Regions from separate parts of the Mus musculus genome. Here all the other regions are linked to region 1. The links are chromatin loops, found by intact Hi-C in ENCODE. Cell type or tissue: heart. All regions are shown on one strand. Links, peaks and the distances in the headings refer to the core of each region. The heading gives the core; the rest is flanking DNA.

Region 1 (7,866 bases), core at 3,566-6,065:
AGACAAAGAACTGGCTGCACTGGCATCTTTACAACCCAGTGCTCACATGATGGACACATGGAAAGGCCATCTTTTCTGAATTTGTTTTCAGACATTAACCATTCTCTGCCCGGTATCTGTAAGTCTGTATTACTGTGTGTGTGGTGTGGGCACCCTCCTTTATAATGTATACAGACCTGAGCAGGGAGCAAAGGGCTCCCTCCAGGAGTGGCACACAGCCTCTCTCTCCAGGAGCTCATTACTGCATAGGAAGATAAGGCACAGATTTGGTAACTGGGAGGCAAACATCTAAGTAGCAATGAGAGAGTCGATGGGAAAGAGTCTGAAGTAGCTCACAAGGGTCTGTCCAGTGGAGATGAAAGCCGTCACTTCTGCCCTTGGGAGGAGGGGCTGGTTTACAGGAGGAACGGAATTCAAGCCAGGCAAATTTTGAAGAAAGTAAAACAAGGAAGAGTGGGAAATACAACACTTTACCTATGCAAGCATTTAATGAAGAAATAAATCAAAAGATCAGAGTGGAAATCCACAAGGATATGATCACGTGGGCGACCGCAGAGGTGGAACACTGAATCCTGTCAGGCAGAAGATGGGCTCCGTGGGGGCCTGGTGGGAAAAGAGGCAGGGGAGGGAGGTAAAGATCAGAAGGTGGGAGGTGGGAAATGCCTTTCCCCAGCGGGGGCGGCAGGGAAACAGAAGGTTCTGGAAGAGAGCGTAAAACAATCTAAGAGCTCTGGGCAGGATGCGAGAAGAAAAATAACAGTTCTGCGTCCTACAATTTAGAAATTAATCACACACTAGGGAATTTTTTTTTAAAAGAAGAACAGCTTCCTATCGTTTTCTTTTTAAAAAATCTATGTACACCAGTCACATAAAAGAAACACATAATGCCTTCTACACCACAGTGGAAGGAATCCGTCCCCAAAGGTCCTTCCTTTGTATAAATCATGCCACCACAATCGACGCTTCAATAAAAATGAATATTTATGAAATGTAAAATGACTTGGATTAACTTATTCCAATTTCACCCTCTAAATTTAGAGGTTTTTTTTTTTTAAATCACGCCAAAATGTAGATTTTGATTACAAAAGCAAGTTGGGGGAATATATATACTTGACAAGAAAAAGAGAGCAATTTTTTTTTTCAAGTTGAAGTATGACAAAGGATGACAGAAAGGTGGCTGGTTGGCTAAAAACAGCAGAGACCATTTTCAAAGTAGCTGTTTAATTCAACAACAAAGCCACATTAGACAAAGCAAGTTGTTTAAAACAACACAAAGTGTAAAGCCGAAACAACCAACCATCCGCATCTCATGGCACAGCCCAAATCCAGCCTTTCCTTTCTTGGCTGCCCCTCCCAAGCTTCCTCAAGCGTACAGACTGTTAGCTTGCACCTTGTCCACGCAGGAGTCAGCACACTGATCTGACCTGGCCTTTGCAGCTCCTGCATCCTGGCAATCTCTCTGTTCCTAGAGATGCCCCATCTTTTCTGCCTGCGTGCTGCACCCTTGAGGCTGACCCATCATTCATTTAACTAGTCCCTGTTGATGGGCACCTGTGACGCTTCCAATCTCCCTGCTGCAGATGAAGCTCCAGCCAACAGCCTGGTGCAGTCCTCATTTGGCGTGTGTGTGAGCAAATCTGGAAGGCAAATTCCCAGAAATTGAATTCCTGAGTTCGAAGGTAAATGTGCATTTAAATTTTTGGTAGATGCAGCCAAATTCCCTTCCATAAGAGTGGAGCCGGCTGACACCATCTAACAACACACAAGAGTGCATGCTTGCCTCTCTCTCTCTCTCTCTCTCTCTCTCTTCCCGACAGAATGGATCATTGTTTCTGGATTTTTGCCAGTTTGAAAAAGGAAAACTGGTATTTGCATTTCCTCATTGAGTGAACTTGAACATTTTTATATGTTTAAAAATCAACTATACTTTCTTTGGGGACAAAGTGTTCAAAACCCCTGCCTGATTTGTAATCTCTGCAGCACTTTTCTTACAAAATTCTAGAAGCTTCTAATCTAACGGGGAAGCTAGTCCTTGCCTTTTGGTACATGCTGCTGTGCCCTAGGCTGTTTTCTAATTTTGCTTGTGGGTTTTTTTTTTAATTATTTAATGTGTATGAGTGTTTTATCTACATGTAAGTCTCTGCACTGTGCAAGAAGATGCCAGAAAAAGGTGTCAGATCCCTTGGAACTGAAGTTGTAAGTGAGTCACCATGTAAGTGCTGGGAACTTAACTCAGGTTCACTGAAAGAACAGCAAGTGCTCTTAATTACTGAGCCATCTCTCCGGCCCCCACACAGACTTTTAATTAATCTAGTTACCAGTCTCTTGATTTTCTAGCTGTGGATGCAAAGGCCTTCCTCACACTACAATTATTTCCCATACTCAATTCTCCCCCACCCCACTCTTAACTGAAGAGAGCACAGGTGGAATTATATGCTGGTAATCCTGGCACTCAGGAGACCGCAGCAAAAACTACTGAGAGTTCAAAGCCAGCATGGGTTACACAGTGAGTTCAAAACCAACCTGGGATGCACATTAAAATTATATCAAAAGCAACATATATGCATGCATTCATACATACAACATGGGAAGAGTGGTTATATCAGAAACTCTAGAACATAGTGCTTCTACCAGGCCCACTGTGTGCTACCATGTAAGCAGGAACCAGTCACCCAAACCTGCTCATGTTTCCATCCATTCGAGGTGGCCCAGAGGAAAGAAAAATTTAAAAGCCTTGAAGGTTTGAATCTTGCCTTCTTGCAGAATGTAAATCTGCCACCAGGCTGCAGCTGATAAAAGGGTACAGCCATCTTAGAGAATGCAAAGAGGGAAAGTCTGAAGCTGAGATGGCGGGTTTAGCTCCAAAGGCATCTGATGACAGTGCATGGCTGGGACTAGGCAAAGCAATACTAAACAGATGGGCCTTGTCACCTAAGAGGGGGCTCCACTGGCCACAGGGCTCTTGAGAGAACGGGGTACAGATAACAACAAGACTCAATAGATCATATAGAGACATGAGGAGAGCAGAGGCTGCAATAGAGAAGGATACAACTTCCCAACTAGGAAATATAAAGACTTTCATATTCATCATGGTCACCAAAACTTATAAGACGTAGTGAGGCACAGTGTTGCTGGAACCAAAGGCAACCCTAAGCAACTCCTCTAGCTTCCCTTCTCTCAGTTACTTTAGATCCCTCCCTACCAGAGACCCTCCAGCCTGCCATGTGACTGGGCGACATGACACCCATGCTCCTCTTATACTTGACTTTTAAAAAATCATTAAGTTTGGAGGCTGTGCAGCTGTGTAACCTATCAGAAGTCTCCCTCCATCTCTGCTGCAGATAACCCCTGGGACGTGTCTGTGGCTTTCACTGTATTTATGGTTCAAAGGAAACTCAGCGTCAAAAACTCCATGTTGTATTCAACTGTATTTCTACTTTGCACTCAAGGAATGTTTGTTTGAACTGAGTAGCACAAGGTTAATGGCTTAGCAAAATCTCCTAGCCTCTCCTCTCCCCTTTCAAGTCTGAAGAGATCAAGATAAGATATTTCCACTGTCCACAGAAGTATCCAGTAGCCTTGTGATTACGGGTCAGGTCAACGGATCGCTGGCCTCCAGGTTTATGACGCCTAACTCCAAACTAGAAAGATACCTAGAGGCCTATAATTTGTCAGCTCCTGCCCTAAACCCCTCTCCTCAACCCTCTCTGCCTGAAGATAAATGGAGCCTGAAAAAAAAAAAAAAAAAAAACAGTTTACCTGGCCACCTTCTTCTGGTTTTGCTAACTTACCAAATAAGTCATTCTCTTTGTCCCCACTCTTTCTAAAATATTCAGGTCCCTTTCCAAGTGGAAAGCACATGAACTTGGATTCTGTACTGGGAACAGTGAGAACCTTTCAGGAACGAATACTCCCAAGAGTGGGGGGTTAGAAACATTACAATAGGGCTGACAAGGTAAAAGGTCAACAAGAACTACAATCCGATTTCAACTCCTAGGTCCTAAGTGGTGCAAGGAGAAAACTGAGTCACACAGGTAATCAGCTGATCTTCTCACGTGCGCCTGGGGCTTAAGGGAGCACACACAGACACCTCTTAGAGGCTTCATCCATAGCACGTGGAGTTTCTGCAAACGGGGGAGACAACCCAGCATGCCCTTGAAATAACTACAAACTGGGGAGGGTTCTTGCAACCAGCTCTGGCCGAAAATTACACTTCAAAACCTAAGTTCCCAGCGTTGTTAGGTCTGCCTCCAGCGCTTCCATGAACTGGCACCGCTAGACGCTCCTAGAGGCCTAGGTGAAAAGGAAGACTAAGGCTGGGCTCCCACCAGACTCCACTAGCCCCAAATACGGAGCTGCAGACCAGCAAACGGGCTGGGTCGATCCCAACGCTAAAGTCTTTCAGAGCGAGACTCAAACAAAGAGAAGCACGCAGGCAGGAGACTGCCCAGCTGAGCTCCCGCCCTTCCCGGGCTGGGGGGCGGGAGAACTGGGGGGAGGGGGGGATTCGCTGCTTCTTTGCGCACGCGTAGACTCCGACCTGGGACCCACCCGCGGTCCCGCACGTCTTCTTCCGGGAGGGCGCTGTGCGCAGGCTCCACGCGCATGCTCAGCAGCCGTGCCACCTTACCTGTTACAGGGATCGGCTCGGTGCGTCCCGGCAAGGCTTCCTCTGCGGAGATGACTTTCGAAGCTGAGTCGCCCATCCTCCGTACCGGGTTGGCGCTAGAGAGGAGCTGGAGAGCCCTTCTAGAGGCGGAGAGCATGGGCGGCGTGTCCGTCTCGCGGGGCAGACCTCCAGGCCTGGCTGTCTCTGAGGGACAAAGTTCCCAGAGTACGTGAAGCCGCGCGGGCCAAAATTGATGCTGGCTGGGCGCCACCGCGGGAGGTCAGAGTTGCTGCCGTTTCTCCACCTCCGCAGCCAGGGTTCCGGGTGCGATGTACTCACTCAACCACAAAGTAGAAAAGGGAAATCAATGTGTGTGCATAAAAAGGCAGCGAGCTAGAAGAAAGGCAGACCTATAAGAGGATGGCTAGATGGACAGCTAGGAAATTTGTCTATTTCTATCGGAACCATCTTGATAAGTCACATCGATCCAAAGTGAAACCAAAGCACAATTCTCAACACCACAAAGGATCAAGTACTCAACATGAAATATAAACATATAGTGTGTGTACGTGTATAAATGTATAAATACATTCTTCAGCGCATCTCACAGCCCATAAAGTAAACAATGTAGGCACAAATACATTGTTAAACGCTTTATGTGAATGAAGTTAATGGTGAAGTTGGACCAGACGGACTTCAGAAATTATGAGAGAATATTCCTAAACTGAATCTCTAGCCTTAATCTTTAGGTGGCTAGGACCAGATGAGTGATTTCAGAGGTCCTGTATGAGATTTTTGATTTACACACTGCCAAAATGGGCGGGTAGTCTCACATGAAGGAAGGAACTGAGGATTAGCGCCCACAGGGATTTGAAGCTTTGAAGCTAAGCTTCTCCGTGGGTTTAGTTACCACTTTGTGTTCATGTGGGACTGTAATATAAGGACTAGGATTAGTGTACTGCATAGAATGTTGCCAGACACACAACGTTAAACAGATTAAGGTGTTTGTCTTATAATGTAAAAGTCTCCTGGGCCAACTTGTTCTCAACAGTTTACTTGTGGCTTGCTTTTGCTGTGACATTATGCCAAGCAGGTTCTTTCTACGAGGCCTTGCCTGAAACCATCCCAAGATCCAAGATGTCCCGTCCAGGCTTGAAGAGGGCCTGGTCACTAAAAAAAAATGTGTTAAAAAAAATTGTACTTGTAATTTACTGCCCTTTGACACACAGTGACTTGCTTTTTCTGTTTTGTGGTTGACAGAACAAGGGTCATGCAAGAAAAACTTCGTAACTAAATACTGTGTAACGGAAGAATTTGTAATGTTAAGGGAAACTGCTTGTGTAATGTTAGGTATCCCAGAACCACAGTCCATAATATTTAGTATGTAAGATATATATATATATATATATATACACACACACACACACACACATTTCTACTTACCTACCAAGGGGAAATGAGTTTAAAAAAATAAAGTAAAAGCATTGTTTAGAGTTTTATTATTCAGAGTAGTGGGTCTCTTACTAAAGTTTCTTTCCTGCCTTGTGGTCCTAGAAATCCAACTCAAAACACCAAGCTTGGTGGCAGGCACTTTTACCTGCTGAGCCATCTCTCTGGCCCCACTTTAAACATTTTGAGGGTTCTGTGTACACTGTTTAAATGTTTTCAATGATCCTAATGGTTGTACTATACTCATGCAAGCATTTTGAAAGAAAGAAGCATCTCAATTTCTTTAAAGTTTCCTTCATACAAGTTTAACCTTATTTAACAAACTAGCTGTGTTGGCTGAGTTGTTTCCTGGCTTGTTTGTTGATTACAAAGTCTCTCTCTGTAGCCGTGGCATGGAATTCAAAGACCCACCTGCCTCTGCCTCCTAAATCCTGGGATTAAAGCTGTGGCTACCATATCAAACCTCTGAGATTTGTTTTTTGAGGAGAGAAAATAATTATGCTATTTTCAGGACTAAGCATTGCTTTTCCTTTAGACTCCAACAACTTCCTTCTGAGCCAGCCTCCATATTTACTGTCACGTGCTGTAATTACATCCTAATTACACTCAGGCTTCTGGCAAGTTCTAACAATTTATATCCTTCAAGATACGGTGTTCACATTCTCTTGGGCAACAACAAAGAATCTCAGAACACAGCAGGTTCAAGAAAGTAGATTATTTCTCCTAAGGATGTCACTCTAGAAGAAAACGGTCTTCCACTAAGCAGGACCCTGGCTCTTCTTCGATAGTGAGTGAGCTAAAAAGAGAGCTCAGTCATGCTCATTCTTCTGGGCCTCAGTCTAGACCCAGAACCTACACAAAAATTCTGGGCGTGGCAGCACACTCGCTATAGATAAGGGTGCAGCATAAACTGGACCATGCCATGGGTAGAATGAAGGGTTTATTGGCAAGCAAACTAACCAAGGTGTCTTGGCACAGGGCAGAGAGCCAAACAAACCAGCAGAAAAGCAGGTGTTATGTGACAACAAGCTGTCTTATCTGGGTTACCTGGGTTGATTGGGAACTAGGAGCCTTTGCCTGAGGTAGTTGACTTTGGGAAAAGATTAAAGGTGGTTCCTGGCAAACGGGACCTTCATTAGATCTGATTTTCTAGTAAACAGAAACCTGCCTTTAAGCTTGTTGACCTGGTAACAATCCTACTGCTTACCTTGCCGAAGTCCTTCTGTAGGACAGTCATCAACACTGCCATTTTGGGGTGCCACTTTGGACCTAACACTCATAACCTAAGCACTGGGGAGGCAGAAACAGGAAGATTTCTGAGGCTTACTACCCAGCCAATTTAGTTAGCTTACTTGGTGAGCTCCAAGCCAGGAGGCCCTATCTCAAAAACAAACAAACAAACAAACAAATACAATAAACACAATAAATACAGTACATCCAAGGAATGGAGAAATGATATCAAGTGTTGAATTCTGATCTCAACAAGCATACAATCAAATGAACCACACAACAACAGGAAAAACTAGCATGATGGTGCAAGTCTGTAACCCCAGTATTTGGGAAGTGGAGGTACCTTAGTTAGGGTTTCTATTACTGTCAAGAGACACCGTGCCTGAGGCAACTCTTATAAAGGAAAATTTTAACTGGGACTGGCTTACAATTTCAGAGGTTTAGTCATTGATCATCATGGTAGGAAACATGGCAGCATCCAGGCAGACATGGTGCTAGAGAGGTAGCTGAGAGTTCTACATCTTGATCCACAGGCAGCAGAAGGAGACTGCATTCCATACTTGAGCATAAGAGACCTC
Region 2 (7,866 bases), core at 1,740-4,239, 91 kb before region 1:
GTTCTCTAGCCAGTGTCCACCTTATCTTATCCATCACCTCCCTTCCTCATCTCTCCAGCTACCATAGCTGGAATCTTCAGCCCGACCTCCAGAATTAGCACCAGAAAGAAGTCTCACAACCATGCCCTTCAGGGAAGTCCCTCCAACCTCAATCAGCTCTTCCTGGTCCTCTCCAAGGTGCTGCTTGGTGGTTGTAGAAGCCATGAACTCCTTTATCAGCTAGCATCATCTCCTGAGCAGGGTGACACACACACTCCTGCTCTACTGCCCAACCCCCACACTGTCTTTGTCCCCACACAGGGTAACACACCTCTGCTGCACTTTCATTCCTCAAACCCCAAACACAGTGGAGTATCCCTTGTCCACTGGGAAGATATTTATCAGACATTATCTATTATTTTTGTTTTCCCTATAATTGCATGTGACACTATACATTCCCTGTCTTACAATTTAAGTTCCTCTGTTTCCATTTCTTAATTCGGATTCTTTGAACCTGAGATAATGTGTCCTCTTTCTTGATGGGAAATACAGGAGCAGCCATAACACTGCGTAAGAAGGGCCTCCATAGGTCTACACAATAGATCCGCATTGCAAATCCAAGCAGTGGGTAACAGGACTGTGCAGCTGTTAGAATGACGGACTCTTCGGCCCGCGCCACCACCAGCTAGACAAACTGCAGAGGCACTTTAGAGATGATTCTCAGTGTTCTCACATGGTTGAGCTGATGATTTTGCCTTTTCCAAGAGTCTCATCTTGTGTAATTAGCTGGTGCTTCTGTATTGGTAGTTTGCAGTGTCTGCCCAGGCTGTCAAATGTGCAGCAATTTGATGGCCGGGCAACCGCGGTGTTGATAGCTTTAAAAGTATATTCCTTCCTACAGTTCTATTCACTAATAATAATTTGTTCATTACTTAGTATCTCATCAGCAAAGACAGAAAGTCCTTTTCCTCTCACAGCAACTAGAAGAGGGGGACATCTGTTAAGGGCCCTGATACAAATGCAAGGCAGCATGAGGAGGTGTTCAATTGTCTTAAAGGGTTATTTTCCTAATGTAATGTCTAAGATGGAGCTAACACTCTTAAAATGTTAGCCTTCACAGTTTTTCTAGGGTTTGGGAGTTCAGAGAGATAAGGACAGACAGGCAGGGGAATGGTCAACAGCACAAAGAGGCTAAATACTTCATTGAAGGCGGCAGTGCATGCACTTGCTCCCGCCCCCCACCTTTAGCAGAGTGTTACAGGTATAGGAAAATAGCTGTGAGGTGAGGGGATGGGAGGGGGGTTGCCATGGGAGCAATCTGCCACCTCATGCTCCTGCTGCTGAGTATGGAGTGCTCTGCCCTACCTCCCCCATGGTAGACTGAAGCACCTCTGAAATCATGAGACAAAATGAGCCTTTCCTTCCTGAAGTTGTTCTGTCAGAGATGTGGTCATAGTGATATGAAACTGACCAGTCCAATGTTCCCCTTCCTTTAAAACAACAACAACAAAGCCCAACAACAACAACTACTACCTCATAGTTCTACCTGCCCCTTTAATCACGTGAGGACACATGAAAGGACAGCCATCTATGGACTGAAATAGGAATCTCCCCAGACACCATCAGATGGTACCCAATTCTGGACTTAGGGTGAGGACTACCTTTCAGTTCTCTCTAAGGCACCTCTGACAGCCTGCTCTTGCAGCCTTCATGGACTAAGACATAACCATGCCTCTTGTAAATACTGACAGTGTGTGCCTCATTCCTTTGTGTTTCATTCCCTTTCTTGCCTTATTGTGCTTGCTAGCATCTCTTTCAGGATGCTGCGCAGGGATGGTGAGGATAGATCTCTGCCTGGCCTTTACCTGGTTAAAAAAGACACACCTGTAGGCTCTTTAAGAGCCCCCCCCCCACACACACACAAATATACATTGTAAAAACTCAAATAAAATAAGCAAATGGTGATAGATGCAAGCAGCAATACCATGAGAAACAGAACTAGGCAAGATCAGAAAGTACACATACAGGGTCTCATCACAGCTGCCAAGGCCCCTGGCTGAGACAGCCTCACATTCTGCAGCAATGATGGAGTTGCCAGTTGCCTGCTGGATGAATTCACTGGTTGGTCAGTTAGGCTCATTTGAAAAATGAAAGAACAAGTCAGTTCCCAAGCACAGCCAGAGTCTGCGTTTTACCACCGACAAAACAAAAGCAATTTGAAGTCTTACTAGGATTTTGTTTATTGTATGAGATTGGTGGTGGTGGTGGTGGTATGGTGGTGGTGGTAGTGTGTGTGTGTGTGTGTGTGTGTGTGTGTGTGTGTGTGTGTGTTTGTACATGTGTGGGGATGCACACATCCAATGTTCATGCATGCAAAGCAAAGCACAGAGAAAGATATTGGTGCCTATCACCCTCTGCCTTATTCTCTTCAGACAGGCTCTCCCACTGAAGTGTCCCTTTTCAGCTGGACTGGAGGGCCAATGAGTTCCTGGGATTGGCCTATCTCCACCCCTTAACACTAAAGATATAGTTATGAATGGAATGGCCATGATCAGCTATTTTTCTATGGGTCCTGGGGGCTCAAACTAAGGTCCTCCTGCATGTACCACGGGTGTTCTTACCCACCGATCCATCTCCCAAGTTCCCGACTAGGTTTATACATCAGTCTCCATTTGAATACTTAAAAGATATACCTATCTCTAGCCACTGAGAGAGACAGGGATGAGAAAAATTACATAAATGCCAAAGTACTTAGAACATTCCCTTTTTAGACGCCACCTCTAAAGACCTGTACCTATCACAGAGAGATTAAGAACAGGCAATTCCTCAACATTCTTATCATGAGCACATGCTCTGACATCAGTAAGCATTACCTCAGACTGGAAACAATGTGCTAGGTGGGTTGCTACATACTTGGCATAGCCAAGATGTCATTGTCTTCCATCCAAATGATTTATTCTGGCAAAACCCCAGCTGTTTGTCACTTTCAGGGAGTGTGAGAGTCTCCTGGTTGGGTGGAGAGTGTACTGTGTAAGCCTCAAGACCAGAAAGTGGTAGGCACTGATCCAAGATTTTAAAAGAGTAGTTTCAAATTTCAGCTGAAACCCTTCCTGGCTCTGTGACAGAGAGAATCGCCATGATAGGGGAGCAGGAATCCAGGAAAGTAGCCCTAGGGGCCAATCCCTCAATTGTGTCTAGGGTAGCAGAGATGAAATATAGATTTTAAAAGATGTTAATTCAGGAATACCAGAGTTATGTGCTAGCTTCAGGGAGGTTTAGAAGTACCCAGTCATTGAGCTAGTCAAGGCAATATTAAAATTAGCTGGTGTACTTGCATGTGTGTGTGCATGCATGAGTGCATTTGTGCATGCGTGCATTTGTGTGTTTTTCATTCACAAATCCAGAGAGCTTTTGGGCGGGTGCAGCATTTGGGTGACCCACTGGGAGCCAAAGCAGTTGAACTAATTCGCCACTACAACAAATGAACCAGTCTCCTCCGACCCCTCACAAGGGTTAAAACACAGATTAAGTATTTAATTGATGTTGCCTCTCTCTTTCCTACCTTCCAACAATCATACAGTAAGATTCTCCCCGGTTACTGCAGTGAGCCTCTGTCATGCCCAAAAGACAGCATCACTCAACTATGAATTGAGACAATGATAGCCCTGAAGGTACTGCCTGGAGCAGATGGGGCATGATCGGAATAGTGGGCCAGGGAAAGGCTGCTGGAATAGAGAAAGGGTGTGACCTTTTGGAGGGTGTGGCCACTGGCAGATTTCCTATGCTTCATTGTGGGGCCACACACCCACATATAGATGGGCAGTACTAATGGATTTAGTGGGTTACCAAGAAGGAGGAAGAGGAAGAGGAAGAAGGCAGCATGGAGGCAGATGTATTATGGAGGATAAGGGCTGGGGAGACTGGAAGAGAAAAATGAGAGTGGATATGATTATATGTCATTGTATAAACATATGAAATTCTCAAGAATAAAAAAAATATTGGTTTAAATAACTGTGGTGTCTGTCCCACTGGCACATTCATCATGAAAGTGCAAGGGTAATGCACGTGGATGTAAAGACCTACACGAGGACATCTGAGCTGGCTGTGGACATCATCCCATGAAGTAGAAGACTAGGAACAAAGTAAACAATGCTCTTCGTTATTGCCAAGCTTGGAAATCAAAGCAGATTTACAGAACAGGGACTGTAGGTAAAGTAACAGTAGTTTGCATGCATTTGAGCCTCCTAACCATGCCTCAAGGCTGTCATCTTGACTTTAAAGCACAAGCTCATGATAAAAATATTGGCTGATTCCTTCCATTTTCCTGTGTGCGTGTGCTGTGCGTGTGTGTGCACATTCATGGTATATATGTGTGCATACATGCGCTGTGTAGGTCCACATGTACATGTGTGCATATCCATGTGGAAGCTCAAGGTTGGTGCTGCGAATTATTCACCCTCTACCTTATTCATTGAGGCAGAGTCTTAATCAACCAAGAGCTCGTGGATATGGCAAGTCTTGTTAGCCAGCTTCTAGGCTTGATGATCACAGGCAGGCCACCAAACCCAATAGACATTTCTTGTAGGTAGGAAAACTGAAGTACAAGGACCACAAAGGCCATATCCAGAGTCATAAATCTAAGCTACAGAGATAAGACTCTAACCCAGACTGCCAGGGTCTAGAATCCACAGTACCCATTAAGAAGGGCAGCAGTCCCACGTGCTCACAGCCCTGGCCACCGATACGCCTGTGTGGCCACCTCACCTTAGACAGCAGCAGGACACTCAGGGGTCCTCCGTAGGGCACCTACACTGTTCTTACCCTTGGAGGAGTGGGTGGCTGCGTGGGAAACTGCAATTACTCACTGAGTTGCATGGTGTCTTCTCATTGTTCATCACACAATTAGAACAAGAGGACCGGCTTTGAGCACAAGTCTTTGAACACTATGAGGGGATCCCAGTGCGGCTGTCCTAACACACACATAAGGCACAGCACAGAGGCTAGAGTACAGGGGAGATGGTGCTCAACCTCCCCTGCCTCCTCCTGTCCTTTGAATTAGCATGCTGGAATCACTGAAGCAAAAGCCCAGCTAATCTCCCTGGCTGGCTTGACTGTCATTATCATGCCGCGCACACACATGCATATTCAGCCAGATTTAAGGGAAGAAGTAAGCTTACCTCATGGCACTGCTGATAAACAACCCCTCCAAATCCCTTTCCCCCCTCTGCTCAGCCCAAGAACATTTAGAGACCTTGTCATACTTAAAAGTGATTTGCCCATAAGTCTTTTATATGTTAATAACCTTGTACACTGAATATTTTATACTGGAGATGATGATTTGATTGGTCTCCCCATGATTTGCAGCACAATAGAAATGGCTGAGGCTGTCCCCAGTGCCTCTGGACACCAATCTTCATGTCTAAGCTTACCTGGCCAGCTATGTTTTCCAGTACACTTCTTTCCAAACAAAACAATTTAATTGCTGGTTGGGAGAGAGGTTGGGAATGGGCAGTGCTGGAATAGGGTGGAGAGGTGAGTAGGGGAGAGCAGTACTGGGAAGAAGGGGGAGAGGGAAAGATTTTTGTGTAACCCAGAGGCATGGTTGCCCACTTTTCTCTAGCTAATGCGAGGCTGACTTACATGGTCTTTCCTCTGCTCACAAGTTGGCTAGTCATGTCTGGGTGTGTCTCCACCCTGGGAACACACTGACATGGGATTAGCAGAGAACTAAGAGAGAACCGGCACCCTGGGTGGGCATCCGTTCAGATCAGTGGTTCCTAATGCTTTGACCCTTCAATGCAGTTTTTCGTGTTGTAATGACCAGCCAGGCATAGAATTATTTTCTTTACTACTTCATAATTATAATTTTGCCACTGTTATGTATTGCAATGTAAATGATCCAATATGCAGGATATCTGATATGCAACCCCTGTGAAAGGGTCATTTGACACCCAAAGGGGTCTTGACCCGCAGGTGGGGAACCGCTGATTTAGATGCTCCTGATTGAGGATCTCAATTCAGGATTGAGGTCTAAGGGGCTTAGCTGCCTCAGAGATTCAAGTAGACACCTGGCCAGGCAGCAGGTCCTGGCTGAGAGGGCAGGACTTCAGTGGCCCCTCAAGGTCTGCTGATGTGAATGGCTATGCTGAGGGAACACAAGATACCATGAGACTCTCAGATTCTCATCCTGGACATATAGTAGGGATAATGATATGTAATCCTCAACCCAAACAAGGACACACACACACACACACACAATTATGTCAAAATGTACCTCTTATGTTGTCAGCCTTTGACAGCTAAATTCACTAATGAAGGTCTGACGCCCTCTTCTGGCCTCATTGTGTACCAAAACTCACATGTACATACACAGATACATACATGCACATCATTTTAAAATGATTTTTTTAAAGTGTTTAAGCCAGTGAAGTGCATGTACTACTGAAGAGACAAGTGTTGGTCTCATCAAGTTCAATGCAAACCAGTGCACCTGATGTAATGATATGAACCCTAACTAGAGGCCTGCGCTCAGAAAGTACAATGCGAAGTCAGAGCCAATTGCATTCTCCTTGGGGTGGTGCTCCAGCCTAAGATGCACTCCAGTATCACCTCAGAGACCCTGAATATACCACCACGGAGGCTCCAGCCAGGAGAGTCTTACTTCAGGGTCAAGGATGAAGCTCCTGCATTGGAAAATTTTCCTAAGAAGTTCCCCCAGCAATTTTTATGACGTCTTGGCTTAGGTTTGCAATTTTTAAAGTCCAAGTTATTCTAGATGGAAGAGAAGCTAGTTTATTTTCAAGTCCTTTTGTGTCCCAGGCATTGTACTCCAGTTCAAATACAGAATATTATTAACTTCAAAAATGAAAGTTGTGTTAGCCTTTGGGTTCAAGTCTATAATCCCAAGTGCTTTTCCATTCTCTGTAATGGCTGCTTATTAAATACTGATTGTTGTTGTTGTTGTCATCGTTGTCAGCTGTGAGAGTTCTAGGGAGAATAGGGATAAGTTTTAATTCAACATAGCATCAAATTCTCAAGAGGCTCAAGGATTCAACTGTTTATCTCTGGTTCTACTAAACAGCCCAAGAATGGAGGCAAGCAACTCTTGTCCAAATATCCATCAAGTGCCCGTGAGGCCACTGAGCATGGGGAAGAACTTATGAGAAACTGAACAGAGAGGCTAAAAGTGACAAGACTGGGACTGAGCTGCACTGCAAATCATGGGTTCTCAATCTGTGGGTCGCGACCCCTTTAGAGGTAAACTGAGTGCCCTTTCAGATGCCCACCAGGCTCACCTTTCCCCTGATAAAGTCTCTGGATGCAGTATTAGCCTTCCCCAAACATTCTTCTTATTGATAAACAGTTGTGCCTTTGATCTTAAACATCATTATCATGCCATAGAATTCTGTCTCTGCTCCATGCCACACTGATTTTACACTTAATCTTCCATATTGCTGCTTTATCTGGGTTTATGGCATGGCACCAAAGCAGACACTTTCTCTACAGTTCTCAAGGCACAAATAGCATCCCTCTAGGTCAATGGCAAAAACACCAGCTGTATGTCCAATAATTACCAGTCTCATGAAGTCATGAAGCACTACCTATCAGCACAAACAGCTACTTCTTGAAGCAGCCCTAAGGTGGGTGTTGTTTATCAAGAGGAACAGAGATAGTAACAGAATCAAGGATTCCCTAGGTTTCCAGTACATGGTCTCTGATGCCAAGACACTGTCTTAGTCCATTTGGGGTGCTGTAACAAACTGCCACAACAACAACTGAAGTTTGGTTCTTAGTTCTGAAGAGTAAAAGCTCAAAGTAGAGGGGAGGGGAGCCATGCAGTCAGTTCCTGGTGAGATCCCTCTTCTAGGTTATTACAGCCTCTTGCTG
Region 3 (7,866 bases), core at 1,740-4,239, 580 kb before region 1:
GAGAGAAGAGGACATCTGGCTTCTCATTCTCTCTCTCTCTCTCTCTCTCTCTCTCTCTCTCTCTCTCTCTCTCTGAAAAGCACCAATCCCATCCTGAGGCTCCTTGGTCATGATCATGCACACACACCCTTAAAGGCACCACTTCCTCATCCCATCTCCTTGGGGGTGAAGGTTTCAGCCCATGAGTTAGTCTCCTTATAGTGGGTCTGCTCTTCTCTCTGAGCTTCCATGTCCCTGCCAGTTGTGGGAGGGACTATTGCTAACAATCCCCGAAGCTACCAGGGCCAACTGCTGCCATGCACCCCATCCCTAGGAGGTTACTGACCTCTTATCAGCCCCTGGCCATTCTGTGTAGTAAAGAAGCAAGCATGAGCATATTTTCTGACGACAAGACAAGCATCGATTGAGCCATTCCCGTTTCTAACCTCCCTCTCCCTTTGCCCATCTTTCTTTTTCTGTTTTGAGCTGTGACAACTTTTACTTTTTACCTCTGATGTTTCAAAAAAGTCACCTTGAATCGGGAATTCCACTCGGGAATTCCACTCAGCACAGTCTTTCTTCCTGGGAACAGCACACCATGGCTAGCTCTAGGAAAGGATACGGCGACCCCTTGCTCAGTCAGGTTCAGGCTACACATGGCTGAATTCCGAGCCCCATTAGCCAATATTAATAATGAAAGAGGAATGACGGTAGAAGGCACAAATGAATCATGTCAACCTGCTCTCTTCCCGGAGAATCACTGAGGATTTAGCAGAGAGCAGGAGTTTCACTCTCACAGCTACAGAATATTTTTTACATAATGCATGCTAAACTTCACACTGACAGTCTCAGGAACTTTTCCGGTTGCCTTTTATTTCTACAATGATTAAATAATTTACTAGCTTACTTTTTTTTTTTTTAATCACCAAGACTAGTTTCTGCTCTAGGCAAAGCCAGGATAGAAACAGGTTCCATACAGTGCCCTAATAAACTTGCTTCAGACTCCAGGGCTGCGTGGATTGCATACTTTCCTTTCTGTCCTCTCCACACTTGCTCCTCCAATTCTTCTTAAACTGGGGTTAATGGACAATAGAAGTTTACGATGCTCCCCAAAGATGTTTTCAAACAAACAAAGGACAAAGACTTTCAAAGGTAGCTGATGCTGTGATCCAGGGACACTCACCAGGAATTCTACTCTTTGGTGAATCTGCCTTGTCCTGTAAAGATCTTTTAGAGAGGAGTGAGGGGTCATACATCAAAGCTGGTGTCCTCACTGAATGTGAGGAAATGCTCCTGTGTGCCCTCCTTCTTTAAAGCTCACCGTTTACCTGGGCTTGGGCTTGGTTATCTAGAACAGGAACCCTGGCCCAGGGAAAGGGAAAGGATTTGGGGCAAAGCCCAGATATCCTAAGTAGGTGATTTGGTCAGACCCAGCCCCATTGCCACACGGTCACATTTACTGCCTCTTCTTTCTTGTTAATAATTGGTGGTCAAGTACACAATCATTCTTGGCTGGGGGCTATCAATGTCCTCATCTTACAGGTAGGTAAACGTGACAGTCATGCCTGATTCTCAGGTCCTCCAGCACAGCCCTATTTCACCAGCACACTGCATCATAGAAGAGTTGCCCTGAGTGCATCGGGGGTCTACATGGTATCTTGTTAGGTCTGATGAAAAATGGATGTGACCTTCCTAAGGAAAGACAAAACGAGGGAAGAAGAGCCTTTGGAAGGTAAGGGCACTGGCCGGTGCTGAAGGCATGGCTAAACAAAGAAGATTTGAGAAAAGCTAAGGTCTATTTGGAAGTCGAAGCCTTGACAAAGAAAGGGACGTTGAAGGGAGAGGCTAGAGGAAAAAAGGGCAAATAAACAGCGTGGGAGATAGCTGAGGTCACACCTTTGGAGGAGACAGGACAGCAAAAAGAGGGAACAGAATGTGACAGGACGCATTGAGCAAAAATGCCAGGGAGAGCGATGGAACTGGGAAAGGCCTCTGGGATTTAAGTCTGTCACAGCGAAGACCACGAAAGAGTTAACATTTCTCGGCCGGCCGTTAAGCACAAAACCACGGTGTTTCATTTGACTTTGCCAGCTAGGTGGCTGTTTCTGCCTTCTCTCCCTCCCTCCCTCCTCTCTCAGCATCCCACAATGGGCAGAGGTAGAGTGTGAAGAGCATAGGTCCCTTCCAGTGCCAATACCTTCCTCTTCGGCCGTCTCTCCAGCTCTTTAAATGTACCCATGGTTCACAGAACCCCGGACAACTCTAAGGTTGCTTGCACACCCGCTTTCAGAGTTAAACTGCGAACTGCGCACGAACCAGCTCTGCCCCAGCCCTAGAAAGAATCTGTGCCTCAGTCCCCCAAGGCGGGTCCGCCCCTCCGCTTCATGCAGTTGGTAGCGAGTCGCGCGTGGTGACGTCAGTAGTACGCGCCCCAGCGAAGCTCTCCACCCGGCGTGCTTTCCGAGCCGGCTTCTTCCTTAACCGCGCTTCAGGTTCCTCATAACCGCTGGGCGTCAGGCCAGAGGCAGCGTTCGACAAACTTGAGACAATGTCGATGCTAGCAGAGCGTGAGTGTCTGCCGAGCTGGACGACCGGGTGATGGGATGACGGGGGCGCGGGTGTTCAGGCCCGAGTGGGGACAGCAGTGACTGCCGGGCCCGCGAGGGACAGAGAACAGCAACGTCCCGCAGACTCAGTTCCTGGTACTAAAGGCTCGGGTCGTGCGCGCACGCGTGCATTCCGACATTCAGGACACCGAGTCTCAGACTGTTGTTCCTGGAGATTCTTTCACTTTTCCAGGCTCGAACCAAGTGTCCTGGGGTTTCACAAAGATAGGTCCCATAGCATCGCTTCAGGCCCTGAATTCCAACTGTCCAAAATGTATTGGACCCAGAGGAAAAAAGCAGAAGGATTACAAGTGTCAGGCAGTGATAAGTTCTTGACCGGAGTGCAGGCTGATGAATGGTTTTAATCGAGACTGAGAGATAGTAGCTGTGGTTAGCCTCTGAAGTCCACTAATTCCCTCCCCAGAAGCTACTTTGTTCCTGAATGAGACTACGTGTAGCTATGGATTCTTGCCACCAGTTGGCAGTCGTGTGATGCTCACAAAGAACTGGCTTTTAACTTTTCCTGGAAGTTGTGTAGCTATCAAAGAACATAAACATATTATTTTCTTTTTTAAAAGATGCCATCGTGTCTATCGGGCAGTGGTGGCGAACTCCTTTAACCCCAGCCCTCGGGAGGCAGAGGCAGGCGAATTTCTGAGTTCGAGGCCAGTCTGGTCTACAGAGTGAGTTCCAGGATAGCCAGGGCTACACAGAGAAACCCTGTCTCGAAAAAACAAAACAAACAAACAAAAAAAGTCACTGTGGCGTTTTAGAACAAAGCATGTTTTAGTGGAGCACACTGCTTTTCCTGAAGGCAGCTCAATAGGTTATAGACTGGAAACTGCTCTTTCTAGGTAGATCCCTCTTCCTGGCAGTTCACCTGGTCTCTACTTCCATGAAAATGAACTAGTCTCTGCCTCACCCAGGCTTTAAAGATTTTAGTGAGGTAACTGGATGAATCTAGTTTGGAATGTCAGTGGTATACAGGATGAACAAGTGACCTGACAGCCAGTTCTTTATGCAGCAGGGCAGTGCATCTTGGGTCAGTATGTGACAGGGATGCCTTTCTTAGGGGAGAGGCGGGCTCCTTACAAACCTTGGTCAGCAACCCTTGGCAGGCATTCTCCACACATGGGTCTGACACACACATGCAGAGCACTGGTTAATATGGCTGTCTTTGCTGTGCTCATGAGCAAGACAGTGTTGTGCTGAGTATATTATATACCAGGTTGTTGAGCTGGTATCTATGGAACAAGTTTTTGGATCAGCTTTCCCTCCCCAGGTATAGCACTGCAAATTTGAATCCACAACTCAGTTTGCTTTGTGGTGCCCTCCCCCACCCCCGGCCTGCATGCTTATAGTGTTTCTTGGTTTTGCTGGGGTGTTTATAGATAAGGATCCCTACTGATTTTACGTGCAACACAGTGAGCTCTTTTGAGTAGATGTTGTGATCTTTTTCAGTTTTGAGGCCATTGATGTTAGTGTGCTTCAATGAATGCCATGGGTTAGCAGTAATGACATTCAATCTCCGGATTTCTTACTTGGCCTCACCTTTAGGTTCAGATTCATGTTCTATTGACCTAGTGGGTCATAGTTTTTCCTCAAATTTGTAATAGTGAAGCCAGATGTGATGGCTCATGCCTGTGATCCCTGCCAAGTGGTGGAGGATGGTTACCAGTTCAAGGCCACCCTAGGCTACAGAGCCCGACTGTCTCAGATAGCAGACAATAAAGCTACAGTGATAAGCTTGAGTTCTTAGGGACCAGTTATTTATATTCATTTCGGAGAAAGCTTTACCTGAAACCCAGGGCCGTTCCCCTTATTTCAGCTATTCATTCCTTTTTCCTTTCTTCCTTTACTTCTCTCCTACCAGACTCCTTTATGTATCCATGCATCCTTATCAGGTGCCACTATGGACAGAGTGTTTTTTATCTTCCTTGTAATGAGGTGTAAGGATGAAGGATTGATTATGACACTTAAGGGAGGGAAGATGGGTATAAACAGCACAGTGCAAGTGGTATGTGAAGTGCCACAGATGGTTCTGGAGGCTAAGTGAATCCATGATGGTGTTGAATAAGCAGAGATGTATCATCTGTTAACCATGATGTTCAATTGATTCTTTCTAAGGCCATAATGACTTGTGTATTGTGAATTTAGAATGTAAGTTGATCTGGGCATGGTGGTGCACACTCATAATGCCAGGACTTGGGAGATAGAGACAGTAGGATCAGAATTTGAAGGTACCTTAGCTATATAGCAATTTTTTAAATTAAAAACATTTTAAAAAAGATTTTTATTTTATGTGCATTGGTGTTTTGCCTGTATGAGGTGTCAGATTCTCTGGAACTGGATTATAGCCAGTTTTGAGCTGCTATATGGGTGCTGGGAATTGAACCCTGGTCCTCTGAAATAACGGCCAGCGCTCTTAACTGCTAAGCCATCGCTCCAGCCTGCTAAAATTTAAGGTTAACTTGGGTGCTACATGAGTCTCCATCTTACCAGTACCTTAAATAGTAAGTGTTGAAATGTGTATAAAAGATTTGGGGCCTTACTTGGGGACAGTAGGCAGATTTTGTTCTCTTAGACTCAGCTTTTTCTTTTCTTTTCTTTTCAACTTTTTATTGATTCTTTGTGAGTTTCACATCATGCACCCCAGTCCCACTCATCTCCTTGTCCCCTCCTTCGCCATACAACCTCTCCCCCCCCAAAAAATAAAACACATACAAACAATACAAGCCACACATAGACAACCTATCATCACTGAAGCTGTAGTGTGTCACAGTGTATTCCCAGTATGTCCTGCTGTCCACACATCTTCACTTGCAAATGTTTATTGCAGTGAGTCAGTGGTCTGGTTCCAGACCTCTGGCTTCTGTGACACCATCAATATTAGATCCTCATTGGGACTCCTGGTTATCCTGCTGTTGTCCTGTGTCATGGAGATCCTGCAGCTCCAACTCAAATCCAGGCCAGGGTAGTGGCTGAGCTGGTCAGCCCCCTGACTTTCACGTATCCACAGCACCAGAGCAGGCGAGCTCTCCAGCACTGCTCCAGCTAGCCCATCCAGTGCCACTATCCCCAGGAGGCAGAGTCAGCTCTTCTGCTCTCAAGCTCTAGGCCTGGCTCACTCACACCCACACTCCCAGAGTGTGCTGCCCAGTCAAGGTGTGGGGACTCTTTCTCCTAAGTGCTGCAGCCTATGAGGGGCTGGGACAGCTCTCCCACCCTCAGGGCTGACTCACCCATGCCTTTGCGATCAGGGACAGCTCCACCATGTCTAGGCGATGCAGGGCCTGTTCTCAGACTTGGGTTTTCATGTCAAAAAGGTAAGAATATTTCCCTTCATTGAGATACTGTGGAAGCTGAGTTTAATATATGTGTAGCATTTGGCCTATAACATGCAACAGTGAGTGTCATGGTGACTACACCTGCTGCTGTGAAGGTGTTCACTGAGAGGCTCTGGTTACTGCCAGTGACTGGATAGGGAAGGCTCAAATAGTGGCCTATTAAGTATTTTGCTTTGTCTCTTAGAAGGAATAGTTTACTTTAAATTTAACAAGGCTAGTTTTTATGTCAGGAATATATAGTTACTGAGAGTACCAGGGAAAAGGTTCTGTCTGTAAGCCCCGTGAACACTAAATGTGTCATGTTGTATGAAGCATGTGCTTGACTCACATGTGTTCTTCCAGGTCAAGACTAGGTGCTGATGGGATGCCTTTTTATTTGTAGGGCGGCGGAAGCAGAAATGGACTGTGGATCCCAGAAACACCGCGTGGAGTAACGATGATTCCAAGTTTGGCCAGAAGATGCTTGAGAAGATGGGGTGGTCTAAAGGAAAGGTATCAAAACTCTAAAGTGTCCACACCATGTCAGGAGATTAGGACTCAGAAGACATCTGTCTTAGAATCTGGGAGAACTTTATGTTTCAGATCAGTTTTTTTTTTTTTCCTTTCTTTCTTTTAGATCAATTTAATTGATTCTGGAAAAATAAATTGTGACCAGGTGGTAAATTAGACTTGAACATAAATACCGGGTCCTCTGGTTTATCAATTCAATTGCTGTAATTAGTATCTTTCTTAGATATTTTTTAATTCATTTCACATGAATTCATACTTAAGCCTCAGAATTTTGTGTTTTCCAAGAATGGTACTTAATTTTCCTTTGTAGTAGATACATGTTTTCTCCAGTTTCTTATATTCTGCAGTGGGGCTTCTACTGTGAAACTGCTTCTGTCAGGGTTGCAGGGCTCTTGTGTTTGCATCCAATGGGCATATGGTATCCTTAAGTCCCCTCACCCCTCGGCAGCGTTCTGAGCAGTGTCTGCTCTGTTGAACTCTGTTGTGGTAGCCTTACCACCCTTTTTCTTGCCTTATTCTTTATGTTATTAACCACCTCTATCTAATTCAAAGCCATCGTCTTTGTCTAGACCAGTGCTTTTCAACCCATGGGTCACAGCTCCTTCAGGGTCAGGTGACCCTTTCACAGGGGTCACCTAATAAGACTATTGGAAAACACAGATATTTATATTATGATTCCTAACAGTAGCAAAATTACAGTTATGAAATAGCAATAAAAATAGTGTTATGGCTGGGGTCACCACAGCATGAGTACTGTATTAAAGGGTGGCTACAAAGCCACTTTTTGCTTCCTCTGCTCAGGCGATCTCATGTGTTACCAGGCATTGGGTTATACCTCCTGGCTGTGATACTTGAGTGGCCATGTCAAGATTAATTTTTATTATAAGCTTCTTATGCCCTCAAGTCTTTTCCTTTCTAGGCTTTCCTGACTTTCAAAAGTGGTGCTTATCCCTGCATTCAAACAGTGCTACCTCCCATTGCCCTTCTTCCTTCGTACGTCCATTTCAGCATACAGGAAGCAGGTGGGCCTTTCAAACTGAGCTTTACATCGGGTTGCTCCCTTGTTGAACATTGTTTCCAAGGAGTACAATCTCCATCCCTGCTCTAACTTTCAAGGTTCTGTGAGGTTCCTTCTCATTGCAGGCTCTGTCCTTGCTCTTGGTATGTCCTACAACCTTAGGTGTAAGAGCTAAGTGAGGCCAGGAACCTGGAGTACTCTGCCTTCTTTCTTGATGTCCTGGTGCAGTACTAAGTAACAGAGAATGCCATGTGCTCCACATGCTCCTGTGGGCTTCTGCCACTACTGTAGCAGTGGCCTGCTCCAGATCATGTGTAAGATGTATGTTCAGTGTCTTCATGAACTCTTTATTGGCTCTTGGGTTCAAGAACCAGCATTGACAATTAAGAATGCATCCTTGGTGCAG

The links. Hi-C counts contacts between places; a loop is a spot of excess contacts. Peaks named below come from ENCODE experiments on the same cell type or tissue, not always from the same donor. Only the 100,000 strongest peaks of a DNase experiment are listed, where the experiment ranks them.
Region 2: a loop joins it to region 1, with 2.4 times the contacts of the local background. A loop is called at or near these places in 2 of 42 quality-filtered maps.
Region 3: it touches region 1 in a loop (6-fold over the local background); 3 of 42 quality-filtered maps call a loop at or near these places.

What each region holds. Positions count from the first base shown.
Region 1 is chr14:64,436,080-64,443,945 of GRCm38, forward strand. It overlaps Msra (methionine sulfoxide reductase A), which reads right to left and starts at 4,961. Exons shown (of 6, transcript NM_001253712.1): 1 at 4,631-4,961. The coding sequence starts at 4,766. In heart, for the core only: a CTCF peak has its summit at 4,916; a DNase peak (open chromatin) is centred at 4,592; H3K4me3 peaks cover 1,854 bases; H3K27ac peaks cover 2,183 bases.
Region 2 is chr14:64,347,294-64,355,159 of GRCm38, forward strand. The region is part of intron 1 of Msra (methionine sulfoxide reductase A); the gene reads right to left. Among named protein-coding and RNA genes, the nearest start is that of Gm52131, 38 kb to the left of the region's middle. In heart, for the core only: no CTCF peak of the experiment used is centred there; a DNase peak (open chromatin) is centred at 2,948; H3K27ac peaks cover 1,346 bases.
Region 3 is chr14:63,857,902-63,865,767 of GRCm38, forward strand. It overlaps Pinx1 (PIN2/TERF1 interacting, telomerase inhibitor 1), which reads left to right and starts at 2,411. Exons shown (of 7, transcript NM_028228.3): 1 at 2,411-2,546; 2 at 6,315-6,424. The coding sequence starts at 2,528. In heart, for the core only: a CTCF peak has its summit at 3,048 (motif pointing right); DNase peaks (open chromatin) are centred at 2,400 and 3,120; H3K4me3 peaks cover 1,832 bases; H3K27ac peaks cover 1,768 bases.